Linked DNA regions of Homo sapiens: region 1 is linked to region 2. A link is an interaction called in ENCODE POLR2A ChIA-PET data of the cell type or tissue named here. Cell type or tissue: IMR-90. All regions are shown on one strand. Each heading gives the region's core, and the rest is flanking DNA. Links, peaks and the distances in the headings are about the cores only. Region 1 overlaps PIBF1 (progesterone immunomodulatory binding factor 1). Region 2 overlaps KLF5 (KLF transcription factor 5).

Evidence for each region. Peaks named below come from ENCODE experiments on the same cell type or tissue, not always from the same donor. Only the 100,000 strongest peaks of a DNase experiment are listed, where the experiment ranks them.
Region 1: POLR2A ChIA-PET joins it to region 2 with 15 read pairs; 3 of 35 experiments call an interaction of 5 or more read pairs at or near these places.

Annotation. Positions count from the first base shown.
Region 1 is chr13:72,817,208-72,827,042 of GRCh38, forward strand. PIBF1 (progesterone immunomodulatory binding factor 1) reads left to right here. Exons shown (of 18, transcript NM_006346.4): 6 at 4,642-4,775; 7 at 9,803-9,835. Among named protein-coding and RNA genes, the nearest start is that of PIBF1, 40 kb to the left of the region's middle. In IMR-90, for the core only: no CTCF peak of the experiment used is centred there; a DNase peak (open chromatin) is centred at 3,504.
Region 2 is chr13:73,064,647-73,074,481 of GRCh38, forward strand. The region is part of intron 3 of KLF5 (KLF transcription factor 5); the gene reads left to right. Among named protein-coding and RNA genes, the nearest start is that of KLF5, 11 kb to the left of the region's middle. In IMR-90, for the core only: no CTCF peak of the experiment used is centred there; a DNase peak (open chromatin) is centred at 4,985; H3K27ac peaks cover 485 bases.

The DNA.
Region 1 (9,835 bases), core at 1,318-9,317, 250 kb before region 2:
AAGATTTATTTTGAAACATAGGTTGCTGCTTTTTTCTCAGTTTACATCATGGGAGAGACAAAAGACTTAAATGGAGTTTAGAAATTCATTACATCCATAGTAATTGCCTTTTATTGAGAACAGAAATTGAGGCTTGGCTATTATTATCCCATTTACTGTGATGTAGAAATTTTCTGTTAGTAAGGGCTGATGACTGGAAATTTTATGTGTCCATTTCTTTATGTTTGAAAAGTTTACTTTTTTTGCTTCTTTTGTTTTAGTCTATTTAATGTCCTCTTTTGTTCCTCCTCTTCCACAGACATTAATTGCAAACCTTCTATATAATAGGCAGAGTATTAGTTACTAGGATTACAGAAAACTTCCTTAGAGTTTTCCTTATGATGTGGGAGACAAGTAATGGCTGCCCACAGCACATGTGATACATTTTCTGACAGATAAGAATCAGGTGTTGTGAAAAAATAGGATAAACTCTAGGTTATTGCTGGAGCTTAGTCTTCCCACAAAGGTTGATGCTAAGCTCAAGACATGGAAGGATGCAGAGGAGAATACAAAATAGTCTTTTCTACTCTCTATAGCTTTAACAATGGTTCTACATAGTCATGGGGTTTATTTTGAGGGAAGATGCTATTTTTCCTGTTTCCAATGCTATGGCTTACTCTATTTTAATTGCTAACAATAAATGCAGGAGATTTTTAAATTCAAAATACGAAAGTAATAATTTCGTTTAAGGGGAAATTGTCCAATTGAAAAATTGTAAATAAAGTGCTGGTCGAATATGTGCATTCTTATACTGCACTTAGACTTGCTTCTGTTTATACTTGCATATGGTGTTTATATTTAAAGGAAATTTATAAATATATACATATATATACACTATGTATATAACATTAATAATATACTCTGTATATTTATTCTTCCATGGAACTACTCTCTGAATATCCTAAAATACTCTGCATATTTCAGAGTCAGATGATCTTTACCTTTTTAGATCTTTGCAGTTGCACTCACAGAAAACACTGCTTCTTTGGAACTCATCATCTGGATACCCCAACTTACAGTATTCTTCATTTGCAGACCACTGGGACATTCCTCTTTGTTTAATGAAAGCCTTGCTCTAGATTTAGTCTTCCTTTCCACTTCAGCTGCTACCTAGGTTACTTATGTGATTAATTCATCTATAGCCTTGGCCTTGAATTTTATTGATCTCATCTCTAGTGATTGCCTTTTCTCCATTTTAACACTCAGTCTTATAGCCCACATTTGGTTCCTTGCCATCCAGAACTGATTTACTTCTGAAGTTACCAATTCACTTTCATCCACTAAACATCTTATTTCCTATATTTTTTATGTTTTACCATTGTCTGCTTTCAACTTGTCTTTAACAGAATTTCCAATCCATATAATTTGTTTCTTTATCAATCCTTTCCTAAATTTATTTTCTTCCCTTGCCACCATGTTATCAGTCTTAAACTTTTTTTTTTTTTTTTTTTTTTGCCAGTATCATCTAATTCCTCTCCCAGCTTTCTTTTTATCAAACCAGACTGAAAAACTCTCAACTCTTTATTTTTCTAGCTGAGCACTACTGGCAAAAATCACACAAGCAGTAACAAGCACTGTCAGTTTATTGTTATCAGCCTCAAATGGACCCACACAATTGGTCGTAATTCTATTATTTCTAGTTCTCTCATTTTTCGCAGAGATTACTTAAGGCAACCAGCCACTCTTCTTACATCTCCAGTTTTCCACGTTTCTTGTCGCATTCAGCAGATGACTTGGTATTTCATTTCACAGAGAAAATGGAAATCTTCAGATGAGAACTCCCACAGTGTCCTTCCAACAAATCTACTCACATCTGCACTCATTCTGGTTTGTTTGTTCTTAGTGTTTATAATGGAAAGAGTCTCGCCCTCAAGGGATGGGAAAATCATATGCCTCTAGAAACCAGGTGGATAATATAAATTTGTGAAGCCGTAGGGTAAGATTAGGCTGTGGCCTGTAGCAAATTGATAAGAGCTATCTAAATTATTCAAGTTGTTAATACTCTGTATCAGCTGGAAAAAAGCCTGCCTTGATGAACATGGCCTCTGATCTAAGACTAATCTGCACATCTAAGCTGTGGATCCCATCTCCTAAAGCCCTTTTCAGGAGTATGCTTCATTCCCCTGAGTATGCCCCCTTTTCTCCAACAGTAATTCATCTTTTGCTGTTGTTTCTCACCAATATTTGAATATTGTCAAGCTTGTTTCATTTTTTAAAACCTTCATTGGCCCTGTTTTCTTCTCTAGCTACTATACTTTCTCCACTTTTACTATTAAACTGTAGAAAGAGTTGCCGACTGATTTGGATTTGACAAACTTAGATTGGAGTCCTCACTCTACTACTTACGAGCTCTGAGACTTTCCAAGCCTCAGTTTTTTTCATCTGTGAAACTGGGGATAATTTTTAGATCCCATCATAAGTGTTAAGTCGACAATGTATATAAAATAGCCAAAAAAGAGGACATACTGAGTATTTAGATATATTTGTTTTAGTCCCTAACACTCTACCTTCTGCCCCTACCGCTAAATACTTTAAAGGCTTTTTGTTGGTTCTCGGTAATATTTCTTAGTACCAATCAGTAGTGTTTCTCAATATTATTGACTGCTTCAAAGCACTGTCTTCCACTGTTTTTCCTGACACACACCCCTGGTTTACCCATTGTTTCTGCGAATACTCCTTTGGGTTTTTTGGGATCCCTGTTTTTTGCCCATCCTTTAATGTTTATATTCCTTGTATTTATGTTCCTCCAAATTCTGTCATGGCGTTTGCACAGTTATTAAGCTGTTAATTTGGCTATGATCTCTTTGGAAGCCAAAGCAAAGAGGAAGCATTATAACAATATTAATTTATAGTTAATCAGCATTTACTACGTTAGACATTTTTATAAGCACTTTACATGTATTACTTGATATATGCTTCACAAGAACTCTGAGGTAGGACACCAGAATAGAGAGGTAAACTAACGTGCACAGAGTCTTACTGCAGGAATTCAGTTTTAGACAGTTGAATTCTGGAGCTTGCCTTCCTAGCCATAACACTATACTCTCTTCCAAAACAGTGACATGATTAATGATGTTTAGAAGGATAAAGCATTCTTCAGAAGAACTAAAGATTCTTGTAGGACTTAGGTCCGAAATGATATATGTGATGATCTTTCGGGAGGTGATAGCGTATCCTCAGCTGTAATCCCATAATAAGTACCATAGTAACATTCCATTCTCATGGAAAACTTCAGCGTAGAACAAGAACATAATACCATACCAAAGCAAAACACACTGAATGTAGTTTTTCCATAATTACTTCTCTCAAATAGCCCTTTGATAGAAATTTGGGGACTAAAATAATCAAAGTTACATTTAGTAGTTTAAAAAGGACAAAATCGTCTTACTCATCTTTGTATCTGTAGTGCCTAATCCGTGACCAGTCACACAGAAATGATCCAGTCAGTATGTGTGGAGTGAACATGACCTCATTTAGCTGGCCAGCTACTTAAGCAGTAATGACTTAACACAGGATGCATTTAACATGCCAGCTTCTGAAGGTGGAGTTGATGATTGGTTGCAAGATTTGATGAGTTCAAAGAAGGAAAATAAGTAGGAATTTAGTCCCGTCTGCTTCCCCTCCCAGCTTCCCATATTTAATCATTTCTTTTTTAGCTTTTATTTAATTCTTATTATATACCTGGCAGTGTTTAAAGTGGTGGAGGTCCAGCGTTGAGCAAGACAAAATCCCCACCCTTAAGATGTTTACACTCTGGTGAGATAAAGAGAAAACTAATGTGATGGTAATGATACAGTGAGATCAGTGCTCTGAAGGAGACAAGCATTTAGATTATATGCAGGTATTCAGGCAGTGGGAACAGGTTAGAAGCAGCATTAGTGGGTTCAGACAATTTCAGATCTCCATTAGGGTTGGAGGGTGAAGTGTGAATGTTAGGAATGGTGAGAAATGGGGCTTGTAGGAAGCAGCACCAGATTGTAAAGAACCTTGTGACCAACTTTAAGGTTTTTACTTCCATTGCTCTTCCCATATCAGCAATGCCTTTCTTAACATGCTACTGACATGGGGAGAGTAGAGGGAAGAACAATGTAAAGATGTGTTTCGAGGGTCACACGATTCCTTTTTTTCTGAGTAACACAATTGGAACTGCATGTTTAATCTCTTCATTAATTATTTTTCATTGTAGATACTGATATCCATATGACTTTTCATCTCTAAACTGTAAAATCCTCAAGAACAGGAAGTGTGTTTTATTCACTTCTGTATCTTCAGCATCTGATAGTAACTCAGTAAATGTTTTTAAAAAGTCATTTAACATTTGTAGTCATTTTATGTTTTAGCCTAGTAACTAAAACATAGTTGTTGTGTTATTTATTTGAAAAACAGTTTAAGTTTTAAACAACTGAGTTTACAGACCACTCTGTGAACTTAAGATTACTTGCCTTTGAATAGGGAAAAATTACTAAATTTAAAAATTGAGGAATTTTTTTTACTGTTTAATTACAAGGACAATCACAGCTTAACAGAAGACTTCAATACAGAATTTGGGCAACTATGTTAAGTGTTTAGTCTGAAATGTGTTATTATTCCTTTGGTTTATAGACATATGAGGAAGATCGAAAAAACTACTCTGAAGTTCAAATTAGATGTCAACGTTTGGCCTTAGAATTAGCAGACACAAAACAGTTAATTCAGCAAGGTGACTACCGTCAAGAGAACTATGATAAAGTCAAGAGGTAAGTAGTTAAAATGGCTGCAGTAGTAGTTCTCTATTTTTAGGGTGCATCAAAGTCACCTGAGTTTTTACCAACAATCAGTTGTTAATTTTACTTTTACCTTATTCTTCTTTGCACAAATGCATGCAGTTTTGGCAGTTTGTTGGGTTTATATTGTATTTTTATATTGGTTGTTTTTGTTTTATTTAGATGTCACTGCTGTCTTAAAATGTAAACAGAGATAGAAACCCAGTAAAATCACACGTGTGTAAATATTTTTTCAGTGTTATTTGATGATTATTTTTATGTAGTGGAATCAATTTAAATACTTAACAGTTTTCCCTGAAGTTTTTTTCAGCTGTTTCTTCCTGACAAAAGACACACACTCTTTCAAAAAAAAAATGACACTTTCTGAAAATATGTTTCCTAATATTTGCTACTTATAGCAAATACCTTTTTTTAACTGGAATATTCTTTTCTGTTGTTTGTTCAGTAATTTAATGAGCTGCTACTTAGCTGTATGTCCCTCAGTACATCTCTTTTCATTCTGAGCCTAAGTTTCATCATTTATGAGATGTTGCTAATACGGATAACTGCACTATATAAACTAAGATCAAATAAATATGAAAGCCTTTAAATATATATGTACTGCATATGTAATATAAATGGAATGACCTTATCTTAATTGTTCACTCCACTTGAAATAATTCTTAAAATGTAGTAGTCAGTGAATATTTGTTAAATGAATGAATGATTTAAATTGTGTAATTTAAATTACAAATTGCATAATACCGTATGTGAATTTGCAAAGATTTGTGGATAGAAGATTGTCATTTCTACTCCCATTATGACTGACACATGGTATTTCTTATGTATATGGCATTATGCCAAAATATGATAATTATTGGAGCTTTAAATCCATGAGAGCTGTGCTCAGTGGGCTCTGGAATAAAGCTGGAGTTCAAAAGAAGCATTTAAAAATGAAGTAGAGGGCATAGTGGCACATGCCTTTAGTCCCAGCTACTTGGGAGATTGAGGTGGGAGGACTGCTTAAGCCCAGGAATTCGAGGCTGCAGTGAACTATGATCATGCCACTGCACTCCAGCCTGGTGGCAGAGTGAAACTTCATCTCTTAAAAATATAAAATAAAAAAGAATAAAAATGAAATAGATTATGATGCTAAGATGATACCAGTTGGTATTTTCATGTCCCCTCTGCCACTATCAGTCTATAGCAATGACAGATACAATATAAAAAGAGAAAACTAAAAAGCACAGTCATCAGAATAATCCATCGGGGCCACGGATGATCATTGAAACAAGATGAGTCATGAGTTGATAATTACTGAATTTGGGTGATGGGAGCATGGGTGTTCATTATATCACCTCTATTTTTACATATGTTTTCATTTACTATAATAAAAACCTAGGAAAGAAAAATATAACCTTGATCAAAAAGCATGATAAGCATCTTTATGGTAGAAATGGAATAGTAAAACAAGAAAGGACTCAAACTATGACCCTTTTTAGTTCACTCAGCAGAATGAATGAGTTTAAAAACATCGGTCATAAAATATAAGATAAACTGGGGAAGAAAAAAAAGCCCTTTTATGCCCCGGGTAAATTCTCACAAATGTACAAAAGGAAACAGGTGTATGGATGTTAATTGTGTCATTATTAAAAGAAATTCAAATGCTTTTCAGTAGCAGAATGGAAAATAAATTGAGATTTACTCTGCAATATAATTTTATGTAGCAGTTAAAATCATTAAATTAGATCTGAATGTATCACTTTTTTTTACTAAAAGTTCCTTATTTTCTGGCATAACATAATGTTCCTAGTTTTGGTTTTCGTTTGTTGGTTTTGTAATTTCATTGCCTCAGCTCTTTGTCTAAGAAGTCTTGATCTCTTAGTGGGGAATGCTATTTAGAAATTTAGGATTTGGGTGCTATGGTCATGGCTACATTGGTCATTATTTCTAGGCCCTTTGAGTAGGCAGAGAAAGTAGAGGGAGAATGAGGAGGAGGCTTAACACACTATGGATGAGATCATACTGATACTTCTTTTTTTTGAGACAGAGTCTCACTTTGTCACCCAGGCTGGAGTGCAATGGCACGATCTCGGCTCACTGCAACCTCTGCCTCCCAGGTTCAAACAATTCTCCTGCCTCAGCCTCCCAAGTAGCTGGGACTACAGGTGTGCGCCACCATGCCCAGCTAATTTTTTTTTTTTTTTTTAAGTAGAGACATGGTTCCATGGTTGACCAGACTGGCCTTGAACTCCTGACCTCAGGTGATCTGCCCACCTTGGCCTCCCAAAGTGCTGAGATGACAGGTGTGAGCCTCTGCACCCAGCCCACGTTGATACTTCTAATTCCAATTCAACACTGCAACAGCCACTTGGATGAGGTGCCAACTGGCTAAATATAGCAAACTTGAATATCACAATAAATATTGGCAATAATGAATTACAGTCCATTGAATAGAATAAGAGTTTATAAGTGCAGGCTAATAATAAATACAGAAAGAGGATCTTAAAATTTTTTTAATACATCATCTTTACCATTTTTAAGTGTACAGTTCAGTGGTAATAAATATATCCTTTTTGGGAAAGAGGATCTTTATGGTTGAAATCCAAGCAATAAATGTATATGCATGTAAGAATGACCATTTTGTAGCCGCATAATAATATTGATTCAGAATCATCATTGGAATATAAAACCATGAAGTATAAGTATGTTAGGGAATAGGATATTTACACAAAGCATCTCTTCACAATTACTTACTAATTTTAAAGGGCAAAAGGATACCTTTATAGTTAAACTCTGGCAGATGCTACCTTAACCTAGTGATCAAAGTTACTATCACCAATAATGGGATAAACTGACGTCACATACCTCAGTACATCTTCACATAACATACTGAGAATGCGTTTCTGTATCAGAGAATCATTTCTGAGAATCATTTCTGTAGTATTCCTGCCCAAGTGCCTAACCTGAATCTAATAATGAAGAAACTTCAGACAAGTGAAAATTGAGGAGCATTCTATGATGCAGCTAGCCTCTGCTCTATAAAAAGTCATAAAACACAAGGAAAACTAAGAAATCTTCAAGGTTAAAGGAGACTAAAACCCCATGACATCTAGATGCATGGTAATAGATTATAATATGATGATAATAGATCCTTGGATTACCATTATGGTAATAGAGCCTTGGCTCAGGGAAAAAAAAATTCACAAAGGGTGTTTTGGGAGACAGTTGACAAAATTTGAAAATGGATTGTATGTTAGATAATATTATATTAGGGCTAAGTCTCCTGAATATGATAATTATACTGTGATTATATAAGAGACTATCTTTAATCTTAGTAAATTCACACTAATTATTTAGGGATAAAGGGACCTAATGTCTCAGTTGAGGAAACAAATGCACATGTATGAGTATGTGTGTGTAGGTGTGTATACACATATAGATACATGACCCTTGACCAACATGGGGTCCACTTATATTCAGGTTTTTATCAACCTAACACCAATCGAAAATACAATTTTCACGGGATGTGAAACCTGAGTATACAGAGGACTGACTGTTTGGTGGGATCTGCAACAACTGCAGGACTTCAGCATGTACAGATTTGCATATTCAGGTTGTGGGGGTGGGTCTGGAACCCATTCTCCACATATACCGTTAAGACACCTGCATATATTCACATATATTAACAAGAGAGAGGGTTTGAATAAATATGACAAAGTAATATTTATTTAATATTACAAAACAAATACAACAGTGTTAATGATTGGTAAGTAAAAGCATTAAAAAGAACCAAGCTGGTTACAGCGTGTCATGTCTGTAATCCTAGTGCTTTCAGAAGCACAGGCAGGAGGATCACTTGAGCCCAGGACTTTAAGACTAGCCAGGGCAATATAGCAAGACCGTCTTTACAAAAAAAAAAAAAAAATTAAATTAGGCACATGGTGGCATGCACCTGTAGTCCTAACTCTCTGGCAGGCTGAGGCTGGAGGATCACTTGAGTGCAGTAGTTCAAGTCCAGTCTGGGTGACATAGCAAGACCCCCATCTCATAAAAAAAAAAAAAAATTTAAAAAAAAGATTTTTTAAAAAATTGCATGTGAAAGCACAAAATAAAATTTAAAAATTTTTTTAATTAAAAATAATCTAAACATTCTAAAAATAAAAAAGCACAAAATACGTATAGTAATATGTATCAGAATAGTAATACTGATAGTCATCTTTACTTATTGGGTTTGTAGGTGATTGTTATTTTGTGCTTTGCTCAGTTTTTCTTCAATAAACATAATATTTTGTTAACTAGAAGAAAAAAGGCTTTCTAAACGTTTTTGAAAAACTGATGCAAAGGAAAACAATTCCTAACAGCCCTCTCTGTGGAAATACCAGGTGGGTCAGTGAAATAAAGTGCAAAGGCACTGCTTCTGACTGCAGGGAAGTAGTTAAGAGTTAGTAAATCTGTTTCTCTGCTCATTTTAAAAAATGTGTGTTGTAGGTTTTAGTCCAATTCTTGGTATAACTTTTTTGGGGAACTTGTCTTAAAATGGAAATTAAAATCTGGGTAATCATAAACAATTTGTGAATGAAATAGTCACAAGAATGCCTGCCTACGTATCTACTATGCAATCTAAATGATAAGTTGTATTTTTTTTTTTACCTTAACTGAACTGAAAGCCTAGAGCCATGTATACATTCTTTAAAAGTTTTAACCTCAAGATAAGATTGAAGATGACTAATGAAAAAATACCAAATGTATGTTAGTAAGTTTTATTATTTACTGTACTGGCTTATGTAGTTTGTATATTCCTTAAAGGTAATAAATTGATATGTATGTATTTGAACAAGGTCTGAAACAGAGTCCCTTCTAAATCTGAAAAGTAGGTACTTTATAGTTCATGGAATTACACTGAAGCCCCATTGCTAGTGTCTCTATTCAGCGTCCTAATACATAGTCAACCCTTTTAAAGTGTACGCTGTACAAGGGGATGTAAAATTTACATGTCTCTTTGAATTTTATTTTAACAGTGAACGTGATGCACTTGAACAGGAAGTAATTGA
Region 2 (9,835 bases), core at 849-8,848:
GATTCTCCTGCTTCAGCCTCCCGAGTAGCTGGGATTACAGGCCCCCACCACCATGCCCAGTTGATTTTTGTATCTCTAGTAGAGATGGGGTTTCACCATGTTGGCCAGGCTGGTCTCCAACTCCTGACATCTTTATCCACCTGCCTCGGCCTCCCAAAGTGCTGGGATTACAGGCGTGAGCCACCGCGCCCGACCAGCACTTTTAAGAGCTTTTAAACTTTAAAATTATATCAGAAGCCATTTTAAGATGAAACCAGGTGGCATACTTTAAAGGCCCCCCAAATACTCCAAATATTGTCAAATATATAGATGGTTACTATTTGCGATTTTCTTAAAAGAGCAGCCCTAAAGAAAAGAACTTATATAAAGTGATTGTGTTTTTTTCCCTCAATAAATACAGCCTTACCTAAAGTTCAGAGAATAAGTTTGCTAATAAAAGCAATGACCTAGCAAAATGTATTATTCCATCATTGCTATGGAAACCAAAGTATTCAACAGTTCCTTTGAATGGGTTGTTGGATTAGTGTGAGGACTTGAATCTCCCGAGGCTAGATGTTACTATGGAAATTGAGTTTTGATAAATGAAGTAGTTATCTCTAACTGCTGCATTAAAAAGTAAAAGCCTTTGAACAAAGGTCAGTGCTGAGGTAGAGCCCTAAGAGGAATATGGTTGCAGACATTTTGTATGCATGTTAGGAAGCATTGCTTGATATCCCAGTGATAAACACTACTTACTAAAATCCGATGACAATGTTGTAGATTCCAGGGCTTTTTGAGAAACTGCTTTTAAGGAGAAGGCATCTTATGTATTTATCTATGAAATGAGCGGGCTGTTTTGGCCTGAGGTTTTTGCATGGAGACAAACTGATTACATAAGAGGAAGGATCCTTCATAGGCAGCCCAAGGTAGAAATTTTTATAGTTAAACACAAATGAATTAAGCATGTTATAAAAACTCCAACTTAAAGTTTTCAAAATACAAATGACAAGTGCCAGGAAAATATTCCATGTAGAAATACCAAAATGTCCTTTTACAGAATATAAATGGAAATATAAAGACATTTGAACTATTGTTTTTTTCACTTTTGGAAGTCCTTGAGAGATAGGAGGGAACACATTTTCCTGGGTTTAAAGTCTCCTAATAAAAGAGCACAATTGCATATAACGATGTAATCAACTACTTATTGCAGGGATGTAGTCAAACCCATATCTGAATAGCCTTTCACCCCGTCAGGGTTTAGTGCCCTGAATGCTTATACCTGCGATTCAGGAACTTGACCTGCCGGCAAATACATTTAATCGTGGGTTGTCTTAACAATGCTTGTACTAATAAAAACAGACTGAAAAGAAGACCGAGACCTGGTTTGGGTCCCTTGCATCAGCTTTTTCACCTGACCATAAACATTGTGGCCTTCAACATCTAATGAATGAGAACATGTAATCCAGTTTAATAAAGTTTTGTTTGATAGTCTTTCAAATGCCTTGGGGAGGGTTTGTAGCAGACTTGTTCATCTGGCTAAACCTGTTCTTGGGTAATCATAGAGCATTGAGGTTGTTTTCTCCTCATTTCTCATTTCTAGACAATGCCTTTTAAAATTACCTGTTCTCTCATTGCATCCTCCCCACCCTGCCCGCCTGTTGTTTTTAAATGAATGTATCTGAAGCCAGCAAAGGTGTTTTTTTTTTTTCTTTCCCTTTAAGGCCCAGGTAGAACAGTTAGGACAGTTTTTCTAAATTACTTCTCTTATGTAATAGCTTTTTTTGGTTTTCTTTCTGTCCTCCTCCTCCCTCTCGGACCGTTGATCAGAGGACTTTAAAAACCACACAACAGTTGATGACATAAAATACTCTTTAAATGATTGTCGTTTTACAGGCAGAATGTGAAGCACCCTAGCATTTCTTTGGAAAATAATTGTAATTGCTTTAAAATGTCAAGTTACCTTATGTTTTAAAAATAATTTAGGCAATGAAAACAGCCTACATCTGAGTTTAATTACTTCTTCTGGATTTTTAGATTGGAAGTGCTTCTTTAACTTGGGTTGCAAATTGAACCTAAGCAAATAATAGTCTTAACAAAATAGAACTTTTTAAGTAATCTGAGATGACAGAGTAGATGATATATCAGTTTCTTAAACCAGAAGTATAGCATTCAAGTCTTCTAAGTTCATATACTTTGATTTCTTTATCAGGAAATCGCATATAAATAATACAAAGTTCTGTCTTCTTTGTGTGATTAGACAATACTGGAAACATTTGCTTCTATTCTAGGGAATAATTATATTTTATTTATATCTGTACATACATAGTATAGCATAAGGCCTGTAGAAGCACCCCTTATAGATGTGGATGTTCGCATGTATTATTTGTAGTATGTGTGTGTATACATTTATCATGCCTTTGGTGAGAAATAATTATGGCTGCTTCTAGGTAACAATGTCAATGAGTGGTGTATTTCCAATTCAAAATATTTGTACTTTTAACAGCATTTAAATGAACATTGTACTGAAATTTGTATGCCTCATGATGTCTACAAGGGGCGGAACACATTGCTATTACTCTAAAGTTGCTCCCAAGTATACTGTTTTGTCTTTATAAATCAACATGACTGATAAACTGTCTATTGCAACCAGTATTATATGCTCACATACCTTACTTTTTTCTTTAATATAATGAACATTTAAAATAATGTCTAAGTTTGCAAAGGTTTGAGGCAAGTTGAAATCAGTAGGAAAATATATTGACTGTATCTTCAAACAAAAATTTGTAGAAATTTAAAAAGTTCTTACCAGAGAAAAAGTTCTGAAAAAGTAAACCATGAACTCAACACAGATGTTTGAAGTCCTAGCGGTTCCCTTCATGTGCGTGGATATACACTTAACCTTAGAGAATATGGAAAAGCTGTTGGGAAATCAGGGTACGGTAACGTTTCTAGATTTTTTCTTTCTTTTTTTTCCCCCGTTTCAGCTATCTGGAACAGGGCAAGAAATTAGCATTTGTACAAAGAAAGTCTTTGAACAACACACACTTGGCTCAAGTATTCCTCAGACCCAGACTCCATGCATTGGACTCTGTGTGTACTAAGTGATCCCAGAGTGGCTTACTGGAGATTGACAATGGAAAAGGACAATTTGAAACACGCCCGTAGGAGAAAATGGAAACATTGTACAAATAACATAGGAACACAAAATTCACTCTTCTTTTTTTTTTTTTTTTGAGATGAAGTCTCGCTTTCGTCCCCAGGCTGGAGTGCAATGGTGCGATCTCGGCTCACTGCAACCTCCACCTCCCAGGTTCAAGCGATTCTCCTGCCTCAGCCTCTCAAGTAGCTGGGATTACAGGCGCCTGCCACCACGCCCGGCTAATTTTTGTATTTTTAGTGGAGACGGGGTTTCACCATGTTGGCCAGGCTGGTCTCGAACTCCTGACCTCAGATGATCCACCCGCCCCAGCCTCCCAAAGTGCTGGGATTACAGGCGTGAGCCACCACGCCAGACTCACAAAATGGACTCTTAAAGCACTGTGTTCAAGATTCCCTGTTTAGGAAAGATTTCCACATTAAGTCCTGGAAAGATTTTTAGTGGAAGCCTAGTTTGTAAAGGGGTTACATTCCCATTTTCTGCCTTACTGTCTTTTGCAGAAGACTTTATTGCCTACTGACATGTGTAGTAAGATGTTATTAGTTATACTTCGTATAATCTGTACTTGAGATTTGCTGCTGAATATATTGACTTTCAGTTTGGGTACTAAAAGATCCTTAGATATGAATTTCTTTTCTAGGGCCTGGCACAGTGGCCCACACCTGTAATTCTGGCACTTGGGAGGCCGAAGCAGGTGGATCACCTGAGTTTAGGGGTTCGAGACCAGCCTGGCCAACAAGGCAAAACCCCATCTCCACTAAAAATACAAAAATTAGTCAGGCGTGGTGGCACATGCCTGTAGTCCCAGTTACTCAGGAGGCTGAGGCAAGAGACTCGTTTGAACCCACGAGGCGGAGGTTGCAGTGAGCTGAGATCGTGCCACTGCACTCCAGCCTGGGCAACAGAGTGAGACTCCATCTCAAAAAAAAAAAAAAAAAAAAAAATTCCTTTCTAGGTCTTTGCTCCAAAGTCATTTTTCATGGAATATATTAAACATAGCTTTTGGTTTTAAAATCTCGATAATATTTGGCTGGGCGCGGTGGCGGCTCACGCCTGTAATCCCAGCTCTTTGGGAGGCGGAGGCAGGTGGATCACCTGAGTTCAGGGGTTCGAGACCAGCCTGGCCAACATAGTGAAACCCTGTCTCTACTAAAAATACAAAAATTAGCTGGGCATGGTGGCACATGCCTATAGTCCCAGCTACTTGGGAGCCTGATGCAGGAGAATTGCTTGAACCTGGGAGGCAGAGGTTGTGGTGAGCCAAGATCATGCCACCACACTCCAGCCCGGACAACAGAGCAAGACTCCATCTGAAAAAATAATAATAATAAAAAATAAAAAATCGATAATATTGACAATAAAGATATTTTCATTGCAGGTACTTACTAAAAGCAACATTCAGTGTTCTGAACATAAGTTACTCTTCTTTTTGTGGAACTGTGGGAAAAGGGTAAAAGGCTTTTTAGGAAAACTGTATACAAAGGTTTTCACTCTGGGCCTTAATGGATGGAGATCTTACAATGTGAATCGAGAAATAATAGTGGTTAAATGTGTAACCTGTTTTATTGGTAGAGATAACACAGGCAAAATCTTTTTTGCAGGAAGAGATTTAGGACTCAGTGGTTTTTTGAGTCTCTATTTGAAAACTATTGCAGAGGAAGTATCACATTTATTAGCCTTTAGTATTAGATTTTATTAAACATTCTTTTCATTCTTTTCCATTTTTTTTTCATTTGCAGCTTTGAAATTTATTTTGTGTATTGATAATTTCAAACAATTTTTTTTTAAAGTAGTAGCTTAAGAGACTTGCTGGTTCAGACCCCAGGAAAGGTATTTATGAGCATGAAAGCTTAGAAGCAATTTCTTTTTAATGACTCACTGGGAAGATTAAACTTTGCTTCTAGGACTTGTTCTTTCTTCTGAGAAACATTTACATAGGAAATTGATTAAACATTGTTTAGAGATGATAAAGCTTATCAAAAGTTAAGTATAATTTGATTCAGCAAATATTTTTTACTGGTTTTGTGGAGAATCCAAAGATGAATAATCTCTTCTTGCCCTTTTGTTCATAGACTAAATAGAATTGCTGGAGTGGAGATAGAAATAATTAGTCTTGAAAGTAGAGAGTAATGTTTTTAAAAAATAATAATACAGTCACCCAAGAATTTGGCAGATATTTTTGGTTCTATAGAATGTAGTAGCTGTTTACTTGATGGCCTACATCGTTTCTAGTGAAAGATTAGAAATAATGTCCTACTTTAGTAAAAGTATCTCCGTAGCAGCATTCCTAGTCTGTTAGCCAGTATTATTTATATTCAAGGATCTCAAACAACAACTCTTATTAAGGATAAGTTACAGTTTTAGAAGTGCACAGTAGGTAACTTTTACCTAAAAATATCTATATAGAAGAATAAATTTATTTTTGGCTACTTTATGAAAAGGTAAACCTTTACGAGTTGGGAGGAGACCTACTGGTCAGGGTCACCATGTGAAGTGCAAATTAAAGGGAAGGTTATCTAGTACTCATTCCATACTGGGAAAAAATGAAAATAGAGGATTTTTCTGTTTTGCTTACAAAAAGAAAAGGTGAAATTCCTCATTGACACTTTAACGTCAGTGCGAACTCCCATTATAAGAAAGTGAATCCGAGTGTTGTCTCGTTATCAGGAGACGGAAGAATTGGTATTTGATTTCATTAACTCTATTAATGACAGGGGATAGTCTTCATAATGTTTACTGGGAACCCAGAGGAGAAGTAGCAGTAGTTTAGGAGCCCAGAGATTCCAAATCTCTGCTAGGATGTAGACTGTAAGTGTAACCCCTGACATCGTGATCCCACCCATTCCCTCTCTGGGTTTGGCAGATCAGTGCTTTCTGGCCCTGGGAGAAGTCCCCTCGCTGCCTTTGACCAGTGCTAGGGGCTCTAGTATGTCTTGGCTTTCCTGAAGTCCAGTCCAGTTCTACCTAAGACAATTTGTTTAAACAGAGTTTATCCCTGTATAACTTCAGAATGGACAATAACTCATTCGATTATTTTCTCTGGAAGTGGCTCAAAACATGGTTCTCACCTAAATGCGTATTACCAGATTACTCTCAGTGGTCCTGGGCAGGGCAAAGCCAGGCAAAAGCCCTGCTGCAGGAGGGTCCACAGAAGAATAAAAAGCTGACAGCCTCACAAGAACCTTTTATGCCTTCCCTCCTTTTCTTTAATCAGAATAACTGAGTTGTTTTCAAGATGCATTAGGGAAAGTGTGGCATTACAGCAGGAATAGAAGATAGTCTCTGCCCTTGAGGAACTTTAAAAGCTAGTTAAGGAGGCAAAATACAACTATTTGAAGCCTTCCTAAAGCAGTATATGTGCAAGTGCAAATTGATAGCTCAACAGAAATTTCAGTGATGGGGATACAGAGAAGTGAAATGATCTCTCCTGGTCTGTTCAGAGGCTTTCTAGAAGGAGTGAGGTATCGGATTTTAAAGAAAGTGATAAATATAAATTGAGGAGAGAAAGGAATTTCTCTTTTGTTGCTTTTGTTTTTGTTTTTGGCAATCAGCTTCCTTAGGTTGAATGGGCACAATATTGATGGTGTTATCTGGTAAATAATTAGATGCATTTACAAATGCTAATAATACTAATCTTTGATATGGACCTTCTGTTCCAAGTATAGGAAATGTGTGACAATGAGTTTTAATAGAAAGGTTTTTGATGGAAAATTACTGGCATAGACGTAAAAATATGAATTAGTGAGCTAAAATCATCCTCCTACTTTATCTCTTTTCTTAGATATCTAAATCATTTTCCTATGAATTTCTTTAATAAGTGTTTCCTATTTTTCTCCCTTTTGATTTTTAGAAGCAAATCTAATATGAGCCTATTTCAGAGACTAAATTTCGTAAGTCTCAAATGATGGGAAAAATCTAATTATTATTGAATTGCATGAAAATATTTTCCTCTTGAAATAAGAGCCCATTTTGAGCTTCAAGGACTCTTAAGTTCTAAGAGTTTAGATTAGGTTGAAATAATTTATTCTACTTTAAAAGTTTGGATTGTTTAGGTTCGCAGAACAAGATACAAGATTTTAAGTTCTTTGAGGCCAGAAACCAAGTCTTATTTGAGTTTTGCAAGGCATTTAGTACAGGTTACACCTTCACTAATAAACAGTGACTTTAATTCTCATGATATTTTAGCTTTATCAGATATTGATTGAGTTGTCTTTTAGTCACCAGGAAGGAAACCGATGTGTAAATTTGCTGCAATAAACTTTTAAAACATTATCTAAAATAACTATTTTAAGATAAATATTTTATCAGTGATTTTTATTCTTTTGTTAGAAGAATCTATGTAGAACATTTTAGGGAAAGGCCTTGGTATGTCTATTGAATGTGTTCAGCAGAGCAGAGAAACTTCCCATTCCATTGTGATAGGTTCAGAAGTCATTCAGAGGGGGGAAAAAAAAGGACAATTTTCAGTTTGTTGCTGAGGATTTTTAAAATGGCTTACAAACATGTTCCACTAACCCACTGAAATTCACTTACCCTGGGGGAAAGGAGCTATCGTTAGGTGATACCTGGGAATTGGCAATACCTGAACAGTGCTCAGGACCCCACAGGCCCCACAGAGGCTGGCACTGCCAGGTTGTGCTCTCTGTTTCAGATCGTCTGGGGTTCAAGGCTTGCTGTGAGTCCATTAAGCCATTCCTTAGCTGACCTTCGCAAGTGGCTTTAGAATCTGGAAATGAATTTGAACAATATGTATGTGTTCCTTAAATCGTTCAAAGAGAGTGTATTAGTGTTTGCTAATGGAAGATTTAAGTGAGACATTAAGGAAAAGTGGCAGACCAGGATTCTTAATGTGGAGCTCATCGTTTTGCTTCTAACTCTACGGGGTTATTGTGAGGAAGCGAGATAATGAGAAGTACCTCGCTCTGGAGTATGTGCTCCATGGCTGCTGGTGCCTGCTCCCTTTTCCTTTTACCGGTAATGTTTCTGCTTAACATTTTTGTAAAGTATGTTAATGACTTTATCAGCGTGGATAGTATGCATGTTTAACTTGAACATAGTTTTCAAAGATTAGAGATTCTAGCAAAATACTCCTGTAATTTAAAAACAGAATGAGAAAACACATACTTTGAGATAAAGTGGGAGCTTGTTTTCTGTGCTGTACAAACTTGTCACTTTTTTCTTTTTGCCTTTGGAAAGTTTCACGTTAACAGCATGAGAACTTAAAAATACAGTTGATGTTGAAAGAGCTTAACTAAATATTTTAAATTGGTGGTATTGGAAAGAGATTCTGTAAAAATCCAATTAAACTTTTGAAAGCTCTATCCTGTTGAAATATAACTTAAAGGAAGTCAGTTTGGTTTCCCAGAAGTACTGTGCATAGTGTTTCTGGCTGAGGAAGAAAGGCCCAAGTCTGCTGTTTGGCCAGAAATTGGGTACCAGTTTCCTCTACGATGTTTTACTTGAACGGTGTTGACACTTGAACAAATCCCATAGAAACTGCCCCAAGTGGGGGGATAGTTGTCCTTACTTTTATGGTAAGACTTGGCCCCAGTAACTAACATTCCAGACACTGGTAGTATTCTTGGCTGAATACTCTATAGATGTGCATAAATTGAGAGCAAAACCCCAAATGTTTTAGAAACTTTAATGGCTACCGTATTTCAAGCAATCAGTAAAGTAAACTTTAAAAAATACTGGTGCAGTTTATTGCTTCATAGCCAATAAAAATAGTGAACAAAAAGAGTCTAGTGTCCCTTGTTTCTTACATAAACTCTGAAAATTCAGTTCTGCTATTTAATTATTAAATTCAAAAGACTAGAATGATTTCTTTTAAAATTGGGAGCACTATAGGAATTTTTTTCCTTGTCTCAGACATCAGAAATAACTTTTTCTTTCCATTAAATGACAGTAAAGTATTTAACCAATATGTTTGTTTCTGTGGTTTATTTTTCACAGGGAACAAAAACTAATAGTACTGTGCAAAAATTTTTTTTGTGATCAATTTACATCTACAAATGTGATAGCTATATTTACTACTGGTGTTAAAATATTTCTATATATCAGACATTTTATGTGATTGTAAGTGACAGAACGTGATTTATACTTTGTTTTGTAAATGGCTTGAGTGTCTTAGGTTAAATTTCTGGTTAGAATCTACTATGAGGGGAGAAAAAACTTCTAGAATTGAGATGTTCATTTTTAAAGTGGATTGATAGGAACCAGAAAGGGAATTAAAACAAAAACTGTCTGGGTCAGAGGCAGAGGAGAGAAGAGAGGAAGTATGGCACAGCAATCCATACCATGGGAAATGTAGGTGAACTCTCAAGGGAAAAAAAATTGGGACCACTTTCATGTCGTCTGTTTTGGCACTTTCTTCTTTGTCTGAGAGTCAGAGTGGTTATCATGACAACAAAAATATATTAACCACAAATTGTAGAAATCTCAGTTGATGAGGACAGGGTCTTTTAAAGTTTAGACTGACTTGGTTAATCCTACAACTTCCTGAACATGATACTGCTAAATTAGGCAGAAAGGTTGTGCAGTTTCTGTTTCGTCAGAACTAAACAAGTGTTCAAAGCAACTCTGAGGTTCCTCCCTTTCAGAAGGAAACATTTTTTTAAGGGAATTTAAGAGGTGAAAAAGTATCTATATAAAACTCAGCAGTAAGCCAGTAATACTTTAATATACAAATTTATCTCA